Regions from separate parts of the Homo sapiens genome. Here regions 2 and 3 are each linked to region 1. Evidence: chromatin loops called from intact Hi-C (ENCODE). Cell type or tissue: mammary epithelial cell. All regions are shown on one strand.

Region 1 (8,000 bases):
TCAAGTCACGTAGATTCCTGCCTGCCTTTTTCTAGTGGGGTGGTAAACTGATTATTTTAGCTGAAACATAAAGAACAGATCAGAGGGAGAGAAACCATTTAAATCAACAATTCTGTAAGGTAAATTTGGTGTAATGAGTCCCTGAGAAGGGACTTGTTCAAACTCGATCCCTTTTCCTGGCTTCTTCTGAATTTTGAGTATACTTCCTACTGTGCACTGTCAAGAGTTTAGTTCCCAATGAAACTAAACTGCGTAAGTGAATTGTATGGAAGTAGAGAAAGAACTAATCTAGATGGATGTGAGCACTGCAAGAGTTTTAACATTTAATCCTGTGTAAAAACAATACAGAAGTTGCAAAACTGAATAGAGATCAGCTTTCCCGTGCATTATGAGATGCAAACCCCAGGATGGCTCCCAGGGTTTGGTTTGCCAAAAGGCTTTCTCCAGACTTAATCTCCAAGTCTGTAGGATTCACATTTGAGTAGGTTAATCTGGGAACTGTCCATGAATTCAGTAAGAAATCCAATAGAGTTTCCAAACGACTGCCACATCTAGGACACTAATATTAAATAGCATAGTAGACTCTAACTAGTGAATTGAGAGAGATAACCTCTCTATATACATGTTACCGGTAAAGGGTCTTGACCGCAAGTTATCCAGGTTCTTGGCATTTCGAACAAAGAATTGGACAAAACGCACAATAAAGCAAGGAAAGAATGAAGCAACGAAAGCAGAGATTTATTGAAAATGAAAGTACATTTCACAGGGTGGGAGTGGCCCGAGCAGTGGCTCAAAGGCCCTGGTTACACAGTCTTCTGGGGTCCAAATCCACCATTGGCCACTTGATGTACACCCGGTGCAAATGAAGCAGTGGCCCACAATCAGAGGCCAAAGTGAAGTTACAAAGTTACACTCCTATGCAAACATCTGCTTGGTTGCTTTCTGCAACCAATCAGAGGTACTTTCAATTTTCCATCTGCCATGTAGAAAGTGTTGCAAAGGGAGTAGCCTCTGGTCCTTTTGTTACTTAGGTGTGGAAAATTGGGGTTTTCCTTTTGATTTAGTTCTAGGAAGTCAGCATGAACTGGCCTTAGGTTCCTTGCCTCCACACCCTATTCTCCTGCCTCAAATTCACCAGATAATAGGATACCTCCACACAGGTATTCTCTCTTTCAATTCTCAAGGATAGTAGGATAGAGGCTATCTCTGCATAGTGGCTTGAATTAGCCCCTACCTGTGTAGAGATATCCTATATCCTACTATCTTTGGGAAGTATTCTGGACTTGGGCAAATGCTCTGACAGTGGCCTCTGTTACCAACATTAACAGCATGTTACCAGAGAGGAATCTGAGAAAACTCTTTATTTGGGTAACATTGATTTTTAACATGGCTCAAACCTGTTATTTCCACAGCTGGCATAGGGAAATCATTAGGTTTCTCTCCAGATGGATAATGATTTTTGTAACTTGATTTACATTTAGGAATTTAAGGTTCTTAATGAAGGTTGACATATTTGTGAATCCAAGTTATTGCGTAGTTCTATTGATGATAGTAGTCATCTTATATGCTTAGAAAATATTCCTTTGGATGGCTATGTTAATTGCTATAATTTTCTTCTGTCATTTTAAATCATTTTTTCTTTGTGAAAACAAAATGTTACAAATCACCATTTTGTACTATTTAGCTGTAAATTACAGTGTATTGAACTAAAATGTTTCAGTTGTAACAAAGGATGGAGAAAATTATCAAAATTTACATCTATACTAAAATAGCTCAATGCTCATTGCCTTTTGTAAACACTGAAATTAAAACAAATAGCTGGGCGTGGTGGTTCACACCCGTAATCCCCTGCACTTTGGGAGGCCGAAGTGGGCGGATCACCTGAAGTCGGGCGTTTAAGACCAGCCTGACCAACACAGAGAAACCCTGCCTCTACTAAAAATACAAAATTAGCCAGGTGTGTTGGCGCATGCCTGTAATCCCAGCTACTTGGGAGGCTGAGGCAGGAGAACTGCTTGAACCCGGGAGGCAGAGGTTTCAGTGAGCTGAGATCGTGCCACTACACTCCAGCCTGGGTAACAGAGCGAGACAGCATCTCAAAAAAACAAAAACAAAAACAAAAAAACCCCAAAACAAATAGCAATAATAAATGAATTTATATCTGTTTACAAACACAATTAATTCTATTGATCTATATTTTTCTGGTCTTTATGAAACCCATTGTTCCTTTTGTGATAGTGGGATAGGTTTAGACTACTTTGCTAACTTTTATCTTAAATTAAACATGCTTGATAAATATTTATACAGTGCCTACAGTTGCTAGGTACTGCAGGGGACACAAAGGAAATACATCTGCTTTTTTGTCCTTAAATATTGAGACTCACATAGAGACATAAAGATTCAGGTTCAGAAACTATTGTCTAGAGATTTCCATATATCTTCATTTGTGTCACCAGACAACCTTTCAAGATAGATAAACTACTTTAGGTAGATATTATAAGGTAGATAGAAAACCAAGGCCTAGCAGTTGACTTGTTAATGTCACACAGTAAGTGAAAAGACTGGGATCTGAAATATGTTCTTTTCAGTGCTAGTCTTACACTTTCAGCAAAATTCAAGGCAGAACAGGGTGAGTGACACAGTGCAAAGAAAATGCCATGGGAGTTTGCGGGAGGTCACACAGAAACTTCTAAAAATTTCCCCATAAGTGATAATAATTTCCCCATGTGGGCTTTACTTTCCTCTTAATAGCCTCCCGCCTGAGGACTTTTGACCCCATTATTCTAGTTATTTCTCTAAGAAGAGATAACTTTGGTAGGTATGCCTTCACTTCTTTGACCTGCTTCTCTCTTATGGTCTCTCATTCTTTTCACCTCTTTTTCCTCTGTATTCTGGGAGAACTGTTGGGGTTAAACTGCCACATCACTTATTCGCTTTCCTGCAGTAATAATTTTCCTCTGTACTGCCTTTAGTACGATTCAAATTCTTCCACAACATTTTTGGTTTCTCTTAAATTTTATTTTGCTAGCTTCTTTTTAAAATTCTGCCTGCATCCAAGTCTATTCTCTTCTTATGTCTCTGTTCCTATAGGAAGGCTGTATTTTCTTGGTTCCTTGGGAAAACCAAACAGATGTTTTCTAAAATTTTCTTCTATATCTTACAAAAAATATTTGTTTAGAGGGTGTTTTTCTTCTGAGTCTTTAGATTAAAAAATTTTCGAAACAAAGACAAGGTTGTATGAGTTACCTAACCGCACACAACCTCTTCATTAGAAAAATGATGTCAGTAATGGTACTCACCTCATACAATTGGTATGGTAAGTAAATGAATTAATACATGTGAAGTATTTGCAGTAGTCTGGGTCCAGTCAGGATACAGAAACCAGAGAGTAGGCTAAACTGGGAAAGGTTGATGTATAAATGTATCAACAAAAGGGTAACTATAGAATATAAGGAAACTACATGGTACCCTACGGTTGAGGGTGGCAGGAAAAAACAAACTTGGAAGGGGCTCAGACCTTGTTGGAGAAGATGTGATTCAGCCCACTGGATAGCAGAGAATTTTGTTGGCTTGGCCAGCCTGGAGCTGACCTGGGACTGCTGGGCAAGCAACAGGCCACCCTCTGGACTGCAGGCTTGCACCCAGCAGCCAGGGGTGTGGGTCTGCAGTGAGAGTCGGGTCATCTTCAGGGATAGGAGCCCTTCAGAGTACATGGGCTGTGTGGGTCTGTGGTGTCTGTGTCCCGAGGGCTGCAGAAAGGCTATTGCCAGGCCAAGTCTTCAAGGTCACAGAGAGACCAGTTCGAGGTCTGTACCTGGAGCAGGCTCTGCCAAAATGGCCTCACACCTATACTGCTAACTCCAGGTTATGCTGGAAAGGGCAGGAGCTCCTCTTCCTTTGACAATGTTCCTCTACTACCATCTACTGGAAAAAACATAACACTGCATTCACTTTAAATAGCTCGGGAATTTCATTATCACAGAGCTATAAACTGAAATGTGTATTCAAAGCTGAGCAATCCTATATTGATAACTGACACAGAACTTAAAATTGTGCCTGGCACATGGTAAATATCACATTGCTAGAGATAACATTTTGCTATTATTATTGCATTCTTTTCTTTGCTTAATAATCTTTGAATATAGAGACATCTATCCAGCTTGGTGTGGGCCAAGAGGCCAGGTATACTGAGTGCCTTTAGTTCTTCTCGGTACTAATTTGAGAGCTAGTAGATTCTCTCTCTCATATCTAGAATGAGCCTTAAGGTTGATGTAAACAATCCTTAGTCACCCTTATAGGCACTGATCTGATGAGCCTATACCCTACCCTTCTAGCTGATTTTCCTGATTATCAGAGGCTCATGTAGTTTGCAGTTTTTCTTTGTACAAATGTAAGTCAAAGATACAACTCCTTCACATGCCCAGCTCCCAGGGCCTGTTTTTTGGCCCTGCCCACAGTGCTTCCAAGATAGAATGCCTCATAAGATGTAATGCACCCTTTCCTCTGCTGGATGCTGTTGGTTCTGTGGCATCACAGGAGTTGCAGTCTCTGACTGGGTATGTGGGGACAGGGAAAGAGGTCATCAGTCTGCCTGAAGCATTAAATTATTCTGGTGCAGTGAAGACATAACTGTACAATTTTCTAGTCAGGCCATTCTAAAGACCAAACTTTTACCTACCTTCTTTGCAGCATTATATTTGCTCTTCTGTTTTAGAAGATGGGTAGCAGAGTTCAGGAACATATATCTCAGCCAACTGCCATACATTCCACTATTAATAGACTATCCCAATAGACTCTGGTTTCCAGAGTTGCAGCCACTGTTTGCCATTTTATGTATCATTTCAAAGATTTTTTTGAGAAGGTGAGAAAAAGGATATTAGAGAACATTAGCATGCCTTTTTTTCTTTTCTTTTAGAGATGAAGTCTCACTCACTATGTTGCTCAGGCTGGCCTTGAACTCCTGGGCTCAAGTGATCCTCCTGCCTCAGCCTCCCATGCCATTTTGTCAGAGGAGTTTTAACCAGAGCAACTCCAACTTAAATAGGGGTTGGGTAAAATAAGGCTAAGACTTACTGGGCTGCATTCCCAGACGGTTAGGCATTCTAGGTCACAGAATGAGACAGGAGGTCAGCACAAGATACAGGTCACAAAGACCTTGCTGACAAAACAGCTTGCAGTAAAGAAGCCAGCCAAAACCCATCAAAAACAAGATGGCGACAAGCGTGACCTCTGGTCGTCCTCCCTGCTACACTCCCACCAGCTCCATGACTGTTTACAAATGTCATGGAAATGTCAGGAAGTTACTCTGTATGGTCTAAAAAAAGGGGAGGTTTGAATAATCCATCCTTTGTTTAGCATATAATCAATAAACAACCATAAAAATGGGCAACCAGCAGCCTTTGGGGCTGCTCTGTCTATGGAGTAGCTATTCTTTCATTCCCTTATTTTCTTAATAAACTTGCTTTTGCTTTGCACTGTGAACTCGCCCTGAATTCTTTCTTGCACGAAACCCAAGAACCCTCTCTTGGAGTCTGGATCGGGACCCCTTTCCGATAACAACTTCTGTTAAATCATGAATTTTTCAAAGTATAAATAATAATAATAGCTACCATTTAATAAGTGCTTGCCATGTAGCAGCTGCCACCTTTTCTCATTTACCTTTAACGTGATACCATGCTGGAATTCAAATTCAGGTTACCATAACTACAAAGTCCATGTTCTATGTTATACTGTACAGCTATACTATTTTACATTTTCTTTTCTTTTTTTTTGGAGACAGAGTCTCGCTCAGTCACCCAGGCTGGAGTGCAGCCGCACCATCCTGGCTTACTGCAACCTCCACCTCCCAGGTGCAAAGGATTCTCCTGCCTCAGCCTCCTGCATAGCTGGGATTACAGGCGCCCACCACCACTCTCAGATAATTTTTGTATTTTTAGTAGAGACTGGGTTTCACCATGTTGGCCAAGCTGGCCTCAAACTCCTGGCCTCAAGCTATCCACCCACCTCAGCCTCCCAAAGTGCTGGCATTACATAGGCGTGAACCACCACCTATAATCTACTACAGACCCAACCTCTATTTTACATTTTCATTCCATATATTTTTTACTTTATTTTTTCCTAGGAAAAGCGTATGGGCTTTGTGATAGACAGAATAATCAGCACCCCAGAAGATATACATAATCCCTGAAACCTGTGACTGTTACGTTACATGACAAAAAATAAATAAATAAATAAGGTGGGGGGGGTGGGTGGGAGCTTTGTAGGTGTGATTGAGTTAAGGCTCTTGAATTAGGGGATTATCCTGGATTATCTGGGTAAGCCCTAAACGTAATCACACTTCCTTATAAGAGAGAAGCGGAAGAGATCTGGCATATAGGGGAGGATAAGGTAATGTGACCACAGATGCAGGGACTGGAGTGAAACAGCCACAAGCCAAAGAATGCCAGCAGCCACCAAAAGCAGGATGAGGCAAGGAATAGATTCTCCCTTGGAGCCTCTGCAGGCAGTGCAGCCCTGCAGGTGTCTGATTTCAGCTTAGTGGAACTAGTTTTAGACTTCTGGTTTACAGAACTGCGAGCATAACATTTTCTTGTTTTAAGAACAAATTTGTGGCCAGGCGCCATGGCTCACGCCTATAATCCCAGCACTTTGGGAGGCCGAGGCAGGCGGATCACCTGAAGTCAGAAATTCGAAACCAGTAACTCCGTCTCTACTAAAAATACAAAAATCAGCTGGGCGTGGTGGCGGGCACCTGTAATCCCAGCTACTCGAGAGGGTGAGGCAGGAGAATTGCTTGAACCTCAGAGGCGGAGGTTGCAGTGAGCTGAGATCACGCCATTGCATTCCAGCCCAGGTGACAAGAGTGAAACTCCATCTCAAAAAAAAAAAAAAAAAAAAGAACAAATGTATTACAATAGCCACAGAGAATGCTAACTGGTTTCTAGAGTGTCAACTCCAAACTGTTGGTGGTTTCCAAAGTATACACACTAGCTCAGTGGTAGAGGAGGTGGTGGAGTATCTGCTGTGGGCGTGGTTCATTAGCTCCACAGTATTCCATCTATTAATACTTGTCAGAAGGGATCTTATAACTCATTGAATGTATCTCATCCAATGTATCAACTTCCCCTTCAACATTCTCTTCAAATGATTGTCAGGCCTCTGCTTACACAACTTAGACAAGTCCCCCGATTCTGCTTCAAACAAGTCCTCCCACTGGCAGAGGTTTCGCTACTTTTCAAGGTGTGGGATCCATACTTAGACAGCTTGACTAATCAGACATTTTTTCCCTGATATTTAATGTCAATCTGCCCTCTTATAGTTTTCATGCATGGGCTCTGGTTGTATACCCTGGAGCATCAAAGAATATGTCTATTCCCACTTCCTCAGGATAATTGATGAACTTTACCTCCAGCCAAATCATACTGTGAACTCAAGAAATTCACAATCAACTAAAACCCTTAAGATTTTGTTCATGATTACTATTGTTAAACCACATCTACCCCCATATGTTTTTGCAAAGTTAGTTTTTTGGACCCAACTATATTCTACACATACCCCTATGAAACTGGACCATGTTAGACTTGGTGCATTGTTTCAGTTTATAAAGATTCTCTTTGATCCTGGCTCATTTATTTACCCATCCCAGTTTCATATTGTATGCACCTAAACCAGCATGCCATGATGTCAATATCGAACTCTTTAATAAAAACTTTGAAAGGAATTAGGCCAAGGAGAGCCTAGCAATATAGCATTAGAAACCTTTTACCATGAATTAAAAAATTCCTAAGCACAATATCACTTTTTTATCCATAAGGATATCATGAGAATCTTTACCAAATGTCTTGCTAAAAATCCAAATAATACCATATCAATGTTATACTCTTTATCCATTTATGCAGTTCATACTTGAAAGTGCTATTTGAATTTGCTCATATATCAAATTGCTTTATAAAATTTAAGTCCCTTTATACTTATTCAAGGAATCCAGTGGCCTAATAAGC
Region 2 (8,000 bases), 1.2 Mb before region 1:
TTTCATACACCCTGAAGTACTTAGGAGTAAATGGGCACAATGTCTGCAACTGATTCTCAAGTGGTTCAGAAAAAATATACACACACAGGCACACAGCACATATATGCATATGTAATGGGGATATAATGCTATGTATATGCATATAATGGTGTGTATGTAGATGGATGGATGGATGGATGGTAGAATAATAAAGCAAAAATGAAGCAAAAGGTAAATAATTGGTGAATCTGGGTAAAAAATATGCAGGAGGGGTTTGGACTAGTCTTGCAATTTTTCCATAATTTTTGATAAAGCTGAAGTTTATTTTTTTAAAAATCCTCCAAAAGACCCCCCAAAAGATTGGTGTCAACCTCCATCATATCAGTTCAGGGTGTGTAGTCTTAGGCAGACTGGTTTGGCCACACTTCCCGATCAACTAACAGGGAACAAGTGAGATGAGGCTAACGAGGCACCATCCTCCCCTTTGGATCATAGGCAGAAAGGACCAGAGTGGCAGGCGGCCCTCCAGCACATGAGGCTCATTTCTCAGTGGAATGGCCAGGGACAGCCCCAAGCCACAACAGACTCACCCCCACATACACACTAATACCTGTGGAGGGGAAGCCTGGTCTCCTCTGGCCCCTGGCACTCTCTATCCGGAGGCCCTGCTATCTAAGATGTGTTCTTAGTCACAGTGCTATGAACCTCGGACTTCTTGCAGGAGAACAGGGAGAAGAGGCCTCAGAACATTAGTTTGCAGCTGCAGCTCCCTCTCCTGCATGTTTTCATGAAGGAAAATACCGTTAGACATTAAACACCCAACGTTCAAAATCTTAGACACGAAGTTGGGAGAAAAGGGAATTAGTACTCATCAGATTTTTTGCTGAAAAATGAGAGATAGTTTTAGGGGGCGGGCCCAGTGGCTCACACATGTAATTCCAGCACTTTGGGAAGCCAAGGCAGGTGGATTGCTTGAGCTCAGGGGTTCAGCATCAGTCTGGGCAACATAGCAAAACCTGGCCTCTACAAAAAATTACAAAAAAAAATTAGCTGGACATGGTGGTGTGTGCTTGTAGTCCCAGCTCCTCAGGAGTCTGAGGTGGAAGGATCATTGAGCCTAGGAGGTCAAGGCTGCAGTGAGATATAATCAAGCTATGATCGTGCCACTGCACTCCAGCCTGGGTAACAGAGTGAGACCGTGTCTCAAAAAGAGAAAGAGAGAGAAAGGGAGAGTTTTAGGCTAATTTAAACAGAAAACATTTTTGAAAGATTATTTTATTGTTACAAGATGGACTGTGATTGATGTAAAAATACCAACAGACACAGTAAAAAGATATAATTCCTCTAAATATAACTAGAAGACACAAGAATTTCACAGCATGACCACAGCTGTACAATACAGGACGTTAGCCGTGTTCAGAGTCAAGTTCCTCCTGCCTTCGAGTGCCCAGGAAGCTGCCCTCCTGTCAACAGTACCCAGCCACAGGAATGAGAATCCTACTAGGTCCTCTGATAAGCTCATTTTGTCATTATTGCCTTTAATTCCCCAAGTGGCAATCCCCATCCTAAATGCTCTAGAAGGCTCGTTTCCATCCTGGCTAAAATATCCTGATGGGCTGACATGATCCAACCAACTGCAAACTGAGAAATAACGTCTCCAACTTGCCCTGCGCACATTTTCTCCCTCCTCTCAGGAGCCAATGTGAGCCAGTCCCGCACATTCCAGAGCAAATAGTGTCTGGACTGAATCGATGGCTACTTGTAGGCCTCTCCAGGATCCAACCATCCCACGTAGGTCTTCTCGAAGTGCTGTCCACTCAGAGAAGATCTGGCTGAGGAAACAGACACACAGAGGCCACGCAGCCAGAACCACAGCCCAAATCAGCCCATAGGAACAAGGTGGGGAGACCACCACTACTGCCCCCTGCTGGACACTGGGCAAACTCCTTCGCGGAACTCACAAGCCCTGTGTGTCCCGGCACCTGCTCTCTTCTCTGGCCCCATCTCCCATCACCATCCTCATCTGACAGTCCACACTACAGCCACCGAAACTTCTCTCAGTTCCCAGCCAATTACTCAGTCATTTTGGAGCCCTCTCCCCTTCCTATCCTCTCTCCGTCTATCCATCCACCCTTACACTAATTGAACTCAGCTCTCAGGCCCCAGTTGATGACTTCCTCCCTTAGGGCCAGGCACGGTGGCTTACACCTGTAATCCCAGCACTTTGGGAGGCCAAGGCAGGTGGATCACTTAAGCTCAAGAGTTCAAGACCAGCCTGGGCAACATGGTGAAACCCCGTTTCTATGAAAAATACACAAAGTAGCCAGATGTGGTGGTGCACACCTGTAGTCCCAGCTACTCAGGAGGCTGAGGTGGGAGGATCACTTGAGCCCAGGAGGTCAAGGCCACAGTAAGCCATGATCACACCACTGCACTCCAGCTTGGGTAACAGAGAGTGACCCTGTCTCAAAAAAAAGACTTCCTGGCCATGCGTGGTGGCTTGTGCCTGTAATCCCAACACTTTGGGAGGCCGAGGCAGGTGGATCACTTGAGGTCAGGAGTTTGAGACCACCCTGGCCAACATGGTGAAACCCCATCTCGACTAAAAATACAAAAAAAAAAAAAAGAAGAGTCGTCCGTGTTTGCACGCACCTGTAATCCCAGCTACGCAGGAGGCTGAGGCAGGAGAATCACTTGAACCTAAGAAGCAGAGGTTGCAGTGAGCCAAGATTGCGCCACTGCACTCCAGCCTGAGTGACAGAGTGAGACTCCATCTCAAAAATAAAAAAAAAAAATTAAATGTAAAAAGACTTTCTCAGTGTATGTGGTATATCCAAGACAATAGAATATCATTCCACCTTAAAAAGAAGGAAATCAGTTGGGCACAGTGCCTCACACCTGTAATCCCAGCACCTTGGGAGGCCGAGGCACGTGGATCACGTGAGGTTGGGAGTTCAAGGCCAGCCTGACCAACATGGAGAAACCCCATCTCTACTAAACATACAAAATTAGCCAGGCGTGGTGGTGCATGCCTGTAATCCCAACTACTCAGGAGGCTGAGGCAGGAGAATTGCTTGAAACCAGGAGGCGGAGGTGGCGGTGAGCCCAGATTGCACCTTTGCACTCCAGCCTGGGCAACAAGAGCAAAACTCCATCTCAAAAAAAAAAAAAAAAGGAAGGAAGGAAGAAAGGAAATCCTGTCACGTGCCACAACATGGATGAAACTTGAGGATATTATGAGGATATTATGCTAAGTGAAATAACCCAAGACTCCCCAAATCTGGGTGAGGATCCTCAGTAATTTGTCTCCATAGCGCTTACCACAGTGAATTGCAATGGCCTGTTGCCCATTGTCTATGTCCTCTGTAAGGACAGTACAGTATCCTGTTCACGGTTGAAGCCTCAGTACCCAGCATTATGCCTGGCACGTTATGTGTGGTCACAAATAATGATAGATAGACAGATAGATACATAAATAGATGGGTCAGTTCATGAGGAACTCAGTATCAGACTCCAGAGGGCTTTGGGATCTGGAGTCATGACTGCCTGAGATCCAAAACAAGACATTTTGCCAGTTTTACTTGTTTATGCTGAAAAGCATCAAAGGCCTTTTGAAATAGAGGTTTCCTTTTCCATGGCTAAATTAGGGGTTTTCTTGCTTTGAAATAACAATACTGCTTTTTGCCACGTGGTGGAGCCAATACAACATCAAACGGGCCCCAGGAGGCGCCATTTTACCGTCATCACCTGCCTGGGCAGGACCACCCGCTATAGCTCACAGTGAAGAGCATGATTGTGGTGTAATAACTTTATTACTACAGGCTTATTTTTGTTGTTCAGGAAATCTTGGTGACCTTTAAAACTTCCCAAGACACACAAATCATTCCAGTTGCACAAAAGGATGGAGCGGGTTATTTTCTCTCCAATGAGAGCCTGTCAACCTGTTGGTGCAGAAATACATGTGCAGGCTGTGTTTAATTGTGAGTGGGGGTTGGGCGCGGTGGCTAACGCCTGTAATCCCAGCACTTTGGGAAGCCAAGGCGGGTGGATCACCTAAGGTCAAGAGTTCGAGACCAGCATCGCCATTATGGTGAAACCCCGTCTCTACTAAAAATACAAAATTAGCCGGGCGTGATGGCAGGCATCTGTAGTCCCAACTACTCGGGAGGCTGAGACAGGAGAATTGCTTGAATCCAGGAGGCAGAGGTTGCAGTGAGCTGAGATCATGCCACTGCACTCCAGCCTGGGTGACAGAGCGAGACTCCTTCTCAAAAAACATAAAAAGTGAAAATAAAAATAAAAATCGTGAGTGGGAATAGACTAGGAGAAGCCCCCAAATTATTGTATCTTCATAAAGCCAAGCTCACACTTGGGAGGCTGAGGCAGGATAATTATGGAGGCCAGGAGTTCCAGACTAGCCTGGGCAATATAGCGAGACCCCATCTCTACACACACACACACATATACACACACAAATTAGCTTGGCATGGTGGTAAATGCCTGTAGTCCTAACTACTGAGGAGGCTGAGGTGGGAGGATCACTTGAGCCCAGGAAACGGAGGCTGCAGTGAGCTATGATCATGCCACTGTACTCTAGCCTGGGTGACAGAGCAAGGTCTTGTCTCTTAAAAATAAAAAATAAAAAGCCAAGTTCTTCTCCATCAGGGCCTGCTTCTGAAGAGTGGGCAAGCAGGACCATGGGCCTACAGTCCTGCTATCAGAAGAAGTTCTCATGGACCCTGGAACACCTGTGATGGGGCTCAGGAGCCTCTCCACCAGAGCTGCCTAGAGCCCTACTCCTTCCCCACCAGCCTGACCACCACACTCACCTCTTTCACCCTTCACTTCCAACCCCTCCAATTGCCCTTACAAGGTCCTATAGCAGCTAGTCCCTCCCCACCTCTCGGCCTCACCTCTGGCCTCTTCTGGCCCTTGACAAAGATTCTTTGCTTGACCAAACTTTAGTGAGCCTCCTGATCCTTTCCTAGGCCCATCTGTGCACTTCCTTGAAAAATTCAGTTTTAACGAGGACCCTGCTAAGTCAGTTTAGCTAGAACCCCTCAACACCTTGCTATCTGATCATCCCCAATATCTAACTGTGCTCCTCATCCTCCACCATCTAGGTGATGTCCAATGACCCTGTCCTGTCTTCAGCAAGACTCGGTTAGGGGGTTTAGCCAGAATCCCCCTTATTCTTTACGTTTACTCTTAGTAATTATCTGTCACTGACCCCCACTCTGCTTCTTGGCTATGCATTCCCACCTGGCCGTGCCATATTCCGAGTTGAGCCCAATCTCTATCCACCCCGCAAAACCCCATTGCAGTGGCCCCTATGCCTATTGCAACAGTCCTGAATAAAGCCTTCCTAATCATACCTCAACAAGTGCCACCGAATAATTTTTTCTTTTCTTTGACACCAATCTCACATTACTACCACCACCCTCCCCCAGGACCCTACTCCCAGAACACACTCAACCACCCCCATCCCTACATAGAATGCTCAGGGCGCCAAGGGGGCGTCCAGGGACTTCATGGTTTCTAGCACTTTGTAGTCCACCGAAATGCCCCCAGGAGTGGCAATCAAGTGGAGAGGCTGGGCTGTGTGTTGATGGCCAGTCTGGTCCCAAGTAGACCCCATAGAGATGTCCTGGGCCCTTCATCCCCCCTCCACACCAGCACCAGCACCCACAACTTAGGGACAGACCAGTCAGCCCCAGAGAGAGAGAGAAAGAGAGAGAGGGAGGAGGGAGCAACAAGAAATGCTTGCACAGCTCTGTTCTGCAACATTCTTATCTTTCTCCTAGAGGAATTCAAGCATTAAACCCTGGGGGAGGAATCTTCTGGTTCTCTTGTAAAGGAGGGTACACTCCACCCCACCCTAAACTCAGACATTTGAAGCAATCCTAGTGGATAGTAAATCTGGGCTCCTCAAAGTTCTCAATTCAGGGACTCCTTTAGCATGACACAGGGCCCAGGGAGCATTTCCCTCACCCTAAATCAATGATTCTGACATCAAAGATGCCAACAAGTTTTCCCTGGGAACGCTTTGTGCCTATGACCCTTCGTTCAACAAACCTTTACCAAGCACCCACCAGGTGCCAGGCACTATGCCAGGATCACAAAGGTGAACAAGAAAGACATGGTGTCTCATTCAGAAATGGATGGGCTAGCGGGGAAATGGACACTAAATATTTGTATCACCAGGTGATACGCGCTCTCACAGAAGTTACATAAAACGTGCCAAGATGACAGCTCTAATTATTCACTATTGTGCTTTTCAGTTTATATTCAAGTCCACATTGCAGAATACATGTTAGAGAGCACTTATGTCTTGACATGACTTGCACTTTTGATCAGTCCATAGACTGCTTGAGTGGAAAGAAATTCCTCTAAGACACTCCCTTCTGAGTATGAGTCAGAAAGCTGAGGTCTCCCCAGCATAGCCGGGTCAGGGGCAGGGTGACAGGGCCTCCCGACACACGCAGCATCCAAGCAGACTGAGCAGAGCCTGCAGAGCGGGCAGCAGGATGGGACCTCTCCCGAGAGTCTGGAAGCCCCAGCTGGCTCCGGCCCTCTCTAGGGCTGCGGGACCCTCCCTTCTCTGGCCTCAGCTTCTTAGCTGCCTTGGTTAGACTGGACAGGAGGAGACAGCTCTGCCCTCCTTTCCACCTCTGAGCTTATGCTCTTGTGAGTCTCATTCTTGCCATGAAGAATTGAAGAATCTTTGTGCTCTGAGTCAGAAGCTATGTGGCCGCTTTGCTAAAATGTGACTCAAACACAGCCTCAGCCCTGAGGCCCCTTTCATTATATTCCCTTATTTGGTCCCAGGCAGCATTTCCATATTCTCTCTGGGGAGCTGGTGGGCAGAGCCTTTCTGTGGGCCAAGGAGGAGCTCAGGTGCCAGACACTCAGACTCTGATGGCTCTGTAGCTAACTGGCCCATCCTCAGAGACTAACGCAAAGGAACGAATTTCCAGGATGTTCGACTATGTGGAGAAAACAAAAAAAAAGCAAAGAAAAAAATATTTTTAAAGAAAGAAAGAAGGCCAGGTGCAGTGGTTCACGCCTGTAATCCCAACACTTTGGGAGGCCGAGGCAGACAGATCACCTGAGGTCAGGAGTTCAAGACCAGCCTGGCCAACATGGTGAGTCAATACTAAAAATACAAAAATTAGCCAGGTGTGGTGGTGCACACCTGTAATCCCAGCTACTCAGGAGGTAGAGACAGGAGAATCACTTGAACCCAGGAGGTGGAGGTTGCAGTGAGCTGAGATCGTGTCACTGCACTCCATTCTGGGCAACAGACTCCGTCTCAAAAAAAAAAAAAAAAAAAGAGAGGGAAGGAAGGGAGGGAGGGAGGGAAGAAGGAAGGAAGGAAGGGAGGGAGGGAGGGAGGGAGGGAGGGAGGAAAGAAGGAAAGAAGGAAGGAAGGAAGGAAGGAAGGAAGGAAAGAAGGAGGCTGGGCGCCGTGGCTCACGCCTGTAATCCCAGCACTTTGGGAGGCCGAGGTGGGTGGATGATTTGAGGTCAGGAGTTCAAGACCAGCCTGGCTAACATGGTAAAACCCTGTCTCTACTAAAAATACAAAAATTAGCTGGGCCGTAATGGTGCACACCTGTAATCCCAGCTACTAGGGAGGCTAAGGCAGGAGAATTGCTTGAGCCTGGAAGGTAGAGGTTGCGGTAAGCTGAGATCGCACCACTGCACTCCAGCCTGGTTGACAGAGTGAGACCCTGTCTAAAAAAACAAAAAAAAAGAAAAGGAAAGGAAAAGAAAGAAAAAGATGGGAAGAAACAAAGGAAGGAAAATAAACTACATTATATGGAGAATTATTTGGACACCATCAAACTTCCACTAGCTGTCCCTGAAAACCGAAATTAATATGCTAAAAAATTACTATCTCTAAGTCCATAGAAAAGTCTCCTCTGTATATACATCAAGAAGAGAGCAAAACGGGGAGGATAGGACATAACCCACCTCCCAGAGAGAGAAGCAGCCCGGCCAGTGGAAGTGTCCTGGTG
Region 3 (8,000 bases), 69 kb before region 1:
GATCTGGATTAGGACTCCTTTCTGGTAACAGTTGTACACCATAAATACATACAATTTTTACTTGTCAATTTAAAAAATTTTTAAAAGAGAAGAGAATGAGAGAATGAGTCAGTGATCATAATTCAAAAGTGGGCAGATCATGAGGTCAGGAGTTCGAGACCAGCCTGACCAACATGGTGAAACCCCGTCTCTGCTAAAAATACAAAAATTAGCGGGTATGGTGGTGCACCCCTGTAATCCCAGCTACTCAGGAGGCTGAGTCAGGAGAATCACTTGAACCAGGCAGGCGGAGGTTACATTGAGCTGAGATCGCGCCACTACACTCCAGCCTGGGTGACAGAGCAAGACTCCGTCTCAAAAAAAAAAAAAGCATCTTCCTTGTTGACATGGTCATTTTCCAAAATGAATGATACCATCTTTACACTTATCATCTGGTGCTAGATTGAAGGTGCTCTCCTCTGAAGCATTTACCTACAGATCTTACCTGATGGCTGCCTTTTTGAAATCTGTGTCTGACGACTGAGGGGTCACCATGTTATTGCACCCACACACACGGTTGAGATGGGGCCCAGGTAGCAAGGGTCTTTGCCTACTGTATCATTGAAGCTCAAAAGCACACACAGAGTTTCCATATTGTATTTGGATCACTTTGGTGAACTGGAAACAGTAATCTGGCTGTGAGGGTAGTAGGTTTTCCCAGTGGGGAAGATGCCCCCCTAACCACAGGCATCCCATTGGTGTGAAGAGAAATGAGCCAGGAGCTTTCATCATCATCGGACCATCAGACCACACACATGCGCCCTCACACTCTGCTTCTAAATGCCCTGAATGCCTTAAAGGTAGAGAAAACACATTTTCTTTGGTTGTGAATCTGTGGTATGAACATAAGCAGAGGGTGCTACCTCCTTTGCCTTGTTTTGATATTTATTTGTTCAGGGACCATGTATTGAGAGGTATCTACATGCAGACACTGTGTTAAGCTGAGAGCAAATCTGGGGCAGAGCACAATAAATAGTCAGTGTTTGTGGCTTTTAGATTGATGAGCAAATATTCACACAAATAAATGTTCAATTCATTGAGTTGTCACCCTTTTCAACCTCAGACTGAGCTCCAGAATGGGGACTAGGCCATTTCACCTCTGCACCCCAGCATGCAGCCCAGTGTTTGGAGGAGTGGGTGCTGAGAAGTTGGCTGAAAGCACCATCCTCGTGCTGTCTAATGTCAGCTCCTGCAAGGGAAGCTCTTGGGTCCTAGCACCAAGGGTAGAGGTCACTGTGGTTGTCCTGCCAAGATATGCTCTCCTGAGGTGGCTGTTGGAGGAGCGGCGCGTAGAGACATGGAGTGCATCTCAGAGCTCAGACCTTGGCCGCTCCTCTGGGATGGTCGCAGCATCTCTCTTCCTGACCACACTACAAGGGTTGGTGACCAAAAGGAATGTTTGAGCCTTCAGTAGTTACAGAAGTGAGGCCCTAAGCACTGCCCATCCAGTGCAGGCTTGGAATGGGGGTCGTTCCAAGGTGTCCACAGTCAGACCCACCTGCTCCAGGGTGGCTGAGAGCATGAGAAAAGGTAACTTGCTCAGAGTGCTCAGTACTGACCTATGCTGGTCAGTGACAGCTGCCAATAAACAAGGGGGTGGGGACTGTGCCTCCCAAGGTAGGCCAGCCTAACTCTGTAAAGCACTGTTAGTTTAACTGTCCCAAAGCGAGCTATGGACAAGAGCCTTGAAGTCCAGTGTTTTATAATGGGCATAAACACAAGGTGCCAGCTTGGAGGACTTTCTGCTGATGCCCTCAACAGAGCCAGCTCTGGCATAGTGCCCTCTGCTGGTGATGTGGATCCATGCTCGGCAAGCCCGGGAAAAAAGGCAGGTCAAGACACTTTGAGACTCCTTCTCAGGCCACCACATGGTGTTTAATGATTATTGTTATATTCTAAGTTGATAGAAGTGCACTCTGGCCCTTAGCTGGGGACCAAAGCAAAGGAGTGGAGAGGAGCTAGGAGGGCAGTAGCAACACGGGGACACCCTCTAAGCAGCAGCTCAGCCCGTCCCTGCCCTGGCCTTTCAGCCCCTCACTCCTCCTGAGTCCTCTCAGCTCACTGCCATGAGGTGTTCTATGTTTCCTCCACGGGGCTGGGGGATCCGAAGGCAGGCACTACTTTGACTTTCTGCATCTGGAGGCCACAGTAGGTACTGAATACACCTTTGATGGAAGGGCTCATCACCTGTTCCGTTCCCACACTGTTTCCATGACAAATGACTGAATGCAGACTGTGCTCGAGAGGCTCGCACAGCAGGGCCGCTCCCACTGCTCTGTTGCTTAAACAGGAAAGGGTCCAGCCTAGGGCACCGAAGGCAAAGGAGCAGAGGGGGGTTCTCTCAATTCAGTGAGGGGCACAAAAGGCAACCCACCCCCAGCTCATCCCTGGGAGCCCAGAAGCCCATGAAGAAGGCTTTCTGGAGTGCCCTGGTTGTCCAGCATGGTACGGACAGACGGTGGGGCTAGTCAGCAGTAGCACACCTTGGTCTCCACTGCATCTGGGTTTGAATCCTTGTGCTTTCACTTGCCAGCTCTGTGCCTGTTAACATCTCTGAGCCTCTGTTTTCTCATCTAAAAATAGAAATGATGATAATACAGTCCTTTTCTGAGGACTACGTGAATTTAGTTATGTAATGTGTCACCTAAAATGATGCTTAACACATAGTCAGGGCTCAAAACCGGTTGTCATGGCTGCTGATATGGCTATTCCTAGGAACGTTGCAGAGATGTGGGAGATTCAAATGAATCCAAAAATTTAAATTCCGGCCTACCGTTACCTACAGTTACCTGCAATACACCATAGATATCGTGAAATGGAATAGAACAGTTTCAAGATGACATTAATATTTTAGTTTTTACCCTTTGATAAATCGCTTCGCATCTTTGGGTCTTGGTTTCTTCATGAGGAAAATGATGTAGTATAATTCAGTAATCATATGCTACATATAGTAATCATGCTAGGATCCTGAACATGAGATCATATAATACAAACCTAATCTAGGCAGTCCCAGCTTCTTGCAAAGTTGCATTTCCCCTACTCAATTATTCAGTTCTGAATATACATATGTACGTATATACGTGTGTACGTATGTACGTGTGTACGTGTGTACGTATGTACGTGTGTACGTGTGTACGTATGTATGTATGTTACTGCCTGCTGCCTTACTTGACTGGTTTAGAAACCAAGCGTCAGCCTGATTTATGCTTCCTGATTTTTCTTGGACAACTGAGTCAGCATTTCATCTTATAAGGTCCCCATCTAGTGGTAGTAAAAGAAAATTGCAAGGCCGTAAGTCCCCTTTTCCCATCTGCATTCCTGGTCCATAAAAGTGGGACAGATATGAATGAATGAATGCTGAGAATGGGACGAATCAGGTAAAACCAACTCAAGATGTGAGTTCTGAGTTGGGTCTTGAAATAAAATGGCAAACATAGATTGCCAAAGAAGCATTGTGAACTTTCCTGGTTGGAGGTAAGTCATGCACTAAAGCTCTGCATTGAAAAGAAGGGGAGTTTGGCATTCTTGGCCAAAAAAGCAACTGTTTGGGTGACAGTGGAGGGGCCATGTTGGTTAGTTGGGAATGACAAGAATGGTATAACTGGGCAGAAGAGTTTAGACTTGATGTGACAGTTTTCTAAGATGCCAAGTTGGTCTGTTACAGAATCCGCAACATATCAGTAGGGTTCCAAATCACACTCTCAAAAGCAGTGTGGCCCATGCCCTTCTCTATGGGTCTAAGGCTCTCTTCTTAATGGCTTTTATAGAGCTGTTACCCTCCCTCTCAACTTCTGTTAAGTGCATGGGTTTTGGATTCAGAAAGTCACCCTGTGTTCTTGAGAAAAGTATTAACTTCATTTTTCTCATCTGTAAAACTGCAGGAGGATGCAGGTTGATGTGAGGATTAAGTGATGTGATCTGAGCATGGAACCTAGTGTACAGCCTGACACAAAGTATAGCCCAATAAACAGCATTATGAATGCCTTTCTTTCCTCTCATGGATCACTTCATTGTCCCCTTCCTTTGAGTTGCTTATTTTTATAAAGGTCTCTTTTGTGTCACGTTTGTGAAACAGGATGTTAAACACAACTTTTTGTATCCTCTTAAGGCTTTAGCAAAAGCACTGGGGGCCAAGAACAACAGGTGCTGCACTATAAATGCAAAAATTATGAAACCAGCTTTGACCCCTATCCCATCAGCCACCTGGCACATATGTAAGAAAAGGCAAAGGTTTCATCAAGGGGTTCAAGAGGCCAGGAAAGGGCTGCCAGGATGCAGTGCACCACCCGCTGCCCCACCCATGGGGGCTGAGGAGGGAGGGCCTTTTCCTTCTCTGTCAGCTCAAGAGAAAGAAACCACCAAGAGAAAACTCACCTGGAGACATTGTCATGGGCTCTCTGGCGTTTGAGGGATCAGCCTGAAAATAACTGAAAGAACTCTGCCCCCAAAAGCCTTTCTGCCAGGCTCAGGCGTCTACAGCAGAAAGAAACTGGGGACACTGTTGGAAGCAGTGGCTGGGGTGGGGTTGGGGATGAGAAGCTTGTACATGGTCAGCTGGAGGACCAGCTACACCAGGGAAGGGGGTCCCCAGGAAGAGCATTCTCCGAAACCCATCAAAGCTCTCAGTCACAGCCAGAAGGCCTTTTCTGTCCCATGCCTCCCCTCCAAACCCCTGAACCACGCTGGAAAGGCCCCCAGGGAGGTAGAGAGTGAGACAAAGAGGAGTCTAACCCCTGAGGGAGGTCCACGCTGGAGCAGGAGGGAAAATTTAGATTGAATGGGAGTCTAGGGTTTTGATAATAATCGCTGGAAATCTAATTTTATTAGATTACATTTTATTAACTGTAAGTAGTCAGAGGAACTGTTATTACTAAAGAGTAATTAGAAAAGCTATGATACAAATCCAAGGTTCTATCCAAGGGTGGAGTGGTAGGGATAATGAATTCTTCAGGAGGGGTGGGCTTAAGGGTTAATGTAGCCTCAGAGTCCAACTTATTTAATAAACTGGTAACAGGTGTATTTATCCCATCATTGTTAGCTTTGCTGTAAGTTTAGGAGTTGGCTTTTATCCTGGGAGGACTATGTTGACATGACTCTATTATAATAACATAAATCTTCATGTCTCAGGGATTGTTGCATAATCCTGCCTGGAAACACAAAGATGAAGTAGACTTGATTATTCATTGATATTTATTGTTAATCTGCACTGTAATCAGACAATTAATACAACAGAAGAAGGGCTTTGGGGCATATAGAGCTCAGTTCAAATCCAGTCCCATTACTTCCTGTGTACTTATGTGCCCTCGGTTTCATCACCTATGCAATGGGTATTATTCACGGGTTACCCTTGAAGAGTTGCAAGGATTTGATGAAATAATGCATGTCAGAGACCCAGAATGGTGGCTGACACGAGTACAGTGCCTAACCTAGTCAGTGAATAAATGTGGCTGCTATTACTGTATAGGGCAGAGGGTTAAGCCCTATGGGTTACAGAATAATGCACAGTCTCTCTGTTCAAAGAGTTTACATTCTGGGGAAAGGTAGATGAAATGTGTATATGTATAACTTGCGCTGTCAGTTTTTGATGTAGGCTATTTATTTACCAAGGCTTTACTGATTTCTTTGTAGACAAAGTGGATAATTGGCACTTTGGGAGGCCAAGGCGGGCAGATAGATCACAAGGTCAGGAGATCAAGACCATCCTGGCTAACATGGTGAAACCCTGTCTCTACTAAAAATACAAAAAGTTAGCTGGGCGTGGTGGCAGGCACCTATAGTCCCAGCTACTTGGAAGGCTGAGGCAGGAGAATCACTTGAACCCAGGAGGCGGAGGTTGCAGTGAGCTGAGATCGCACCACTGCACTCCAGCCTGGGCGACAGAGAAAGACTCCGTCTCCAAAAAAAAAAAAAAAAGGTGAATAATTAGCATTGGGTGTCCATTTTCTCAGGCGAATTTGTAGCTGAATGAAAGACTAAACCCAAATAAACTTTAATTAATAGGTTTGATGCAAGAGACAGAATTAAGCAAAAATGATCCTGGGAACTTACCCTAAGTTGTTTGAACAACAAGCCAGCTGGGATTTGGGGCATCCCTTTCTCTAGTAGGGTGTCCCCATGGCATCCTCCCTGGAGCAGATGGGACTGCAACATCCCATGGGCCTTAGGGTCTCCAGGCACTGGCATCTTGCTTTCCCCCAGGAAGCTCCTGAGAACAGCTGGCACCCAAATCCAGACTGCCCAGTGCCCAATAAGTTTGTTCTCAGACTTGCCCCAAAAGAATAGAAAGCAGCTGAGGGCCAGGTCCCTCCCCTGGAACAACCTCCATGGTGAAGTCAGCTGTAATGCCCTGGCACCACCCACCTCTCATGAGGATAGTGGGAGAGAGGGAGCCCTGCCTTCCCTTGTTAACTCTCATTTTGTACGTTTGCTTCATTTTCTAGTAAAGTCCATTTCTTCCCCAGTCTATGTTATGTTGTGAAATTCAACCAAGCCTTAGTACATGACTCTGAAGGAATCTGCCTCAGATGAAAATGGGTTAGTTTTAACTGGAGAGGCAATTTCTTACAGCCTACCACGAGCTTTGTCCATCACAATGCTCTGCTAAGTGATTCAGCTTGGATAAAGATTTGGAAGGCAAGCTGCTCAGACCTGTAGGGGATATGAAGCTAGGACAGTGTGAATGGAGAAACCCCTGGAGGGCCAAGTCAAAATACTAAAAGAGCTCAATAAGATCTTTTTAAAATGCTGGGCCCATACATTAAAGAGAAAATATCACAAGATCAAATTAATTTGGGTTAAAAACATTATAAAGTACAAAATGGATGATATGATTTGGCTCTGTGTGCCCACCCAAATCTCACCTTGAATTGTAATAATCTCTACGTGTCAAGAACGGGACCAGGTGGAGATAATTGAATCATGGGGGCAATTCACCGATATTATTCTCATGATAGTGAGTCAGTTCTCACAGGATCTGATGGTTTTATAAGGGGCTTCCCCCTTCACTTGTCTCTCACTTCTCTTGTCTGCTACCATGTAAGATGTGCCTGTTTTGTCTTCCGCCATGACTGTAAGTTTCCTGAGGCCTCCCTAGCCAAGCACGACTGTGAGTCAATTAAACTTCTTTTCTTTATAAATTATTCAGTCTCAGTTATGTCTTCAAAGCAGCATGAAAATGGACTAATACAAGAACTTATCTTAATAGCAATTCTTATGAAAAATATCTGAAAGTTTAGTAGACCCAAGTTCCATATGAACCAGTAATATTATGTGGTTGACAAAAAAGCTGACTCAGCCTCCGGTGATGGAAATAAGAGAGACAGAGTTAGTTCCCCCAAGTTCTCCACTGGCTGGGTCAGATCTGGACCCAGTGACAACTTGATCAACATTCTGGGGAGTGCAAAAAGAATGTTGTAGGGTTTTATGGGGAAAGATTTAAAGAGCTGGAGAAATTTAGCTTGAAAAAGGCAGAACTTCACTATCACCAAACAGCTTTCTTAAAATATTTGAAGGGCTGTTATTCAATTGCCCAATAAAAAAATCCACTGTCACACTGAAGGAAAAATGTAGATTTGTTTTCAGTATGGTTTCATGGAACAGAACAAGTACAAATTGGTAAAAGTCATAGGAAAACAATCACCAGAGCCAAAACCAAACCAAAACAAAAGCTTTTAGACATTTATTGCTCCAAAAATGTGACAAGCTGATTCACAGAGAAGTGCCCTCCTTAGTGCTAAGCCTGGGGGATGGCCATCATAAGAGAGAGTCTGGAGAGGTCTTTGAGCTGTACCAAAAGGGAGACTGTAAGTCACCAACCCAATGTACATTCTGCCCTTCTTCAGTACAAAATCCTCATTTTATATGGGGCATCAATGTGCCTGGCCAAAAACCAGTGCCTTATTGCTAGGTGTGGCCACATATCTAAGTTCAGGACAAACAGTTATAAATGAAAGGGTTTTGTG

Evidence for each region. Peaks named below come from ENCODE experiments on the same cell type or tissue, not always from the same donor. Only the 100,000 strongest peaks of a DNase experiment are listed, where the experiment ranks them.
Region 2: a loop joins it to region 1, with 20 times the contacts of the local background. A loop is called at or near these places in 5 of 110 quality-filtered maps.
Region 3: it touches region 1 in a loop (6-fold over the local background); 13 of 110 quality-filtered maps call a loop at or near these places.

The regions. Positions count from the first base shown.
Region 1 is chr1:224,918,820-224,926,819 of GRCh38, forward strand. The region is part of intron 1 of LOC105373109 (a long non-coding RNA gene); the gene reads right to left. It overlaps LOC124904524 (a long non-coding RNA gene), which reads right to left and starts at 5,417. Exons shown (of 2, transcript XR_007066899.1): 1 at 4,679-5,417; 2 at 718-3,924. In mammary epithelial cell, a CTCF peak has its summit at 3,919 (motif pointing left); no DNase peak of the experiment used is centred here.
Region 2 is chr1:223,694,708-223,702,707 of GRCh38, forward strand. The region is part of intron 1 of LOC105373281 (a long non-coding RNA gene); the gene reads right to left. It also overlaps a transcript of CAPN2 not described here. Among named protein-coding and RNA genes, the nearest start is that of CAPN2, 14 kb to the right of the region's middle. RefSeq lists an enhancer at 6,379-7,225. In mammary epithelial cell, CTCF peaks have their summits at 1,905 (motif pointing left) and 3,689 (motif pointing right); DNase peaks (open chromatin) are centred at 6,404 and 6,724; H3K27ac peaks cover 2,710 bases.
Region 3 is chr1:224,849,845-224,857,844 of GRCh38, forward strand. No RefSeq gene overlaps it. Among named protein-coding and RNA genes, the nearest start is that of DNAH14, 76 kb to the right of the region's middle. In mammary epithelial cell, CTCF peaks have their summits at 1,825 (motif pointing left) and 3,308 (motif pointing left); no DNase peak of the experiment used is centred here.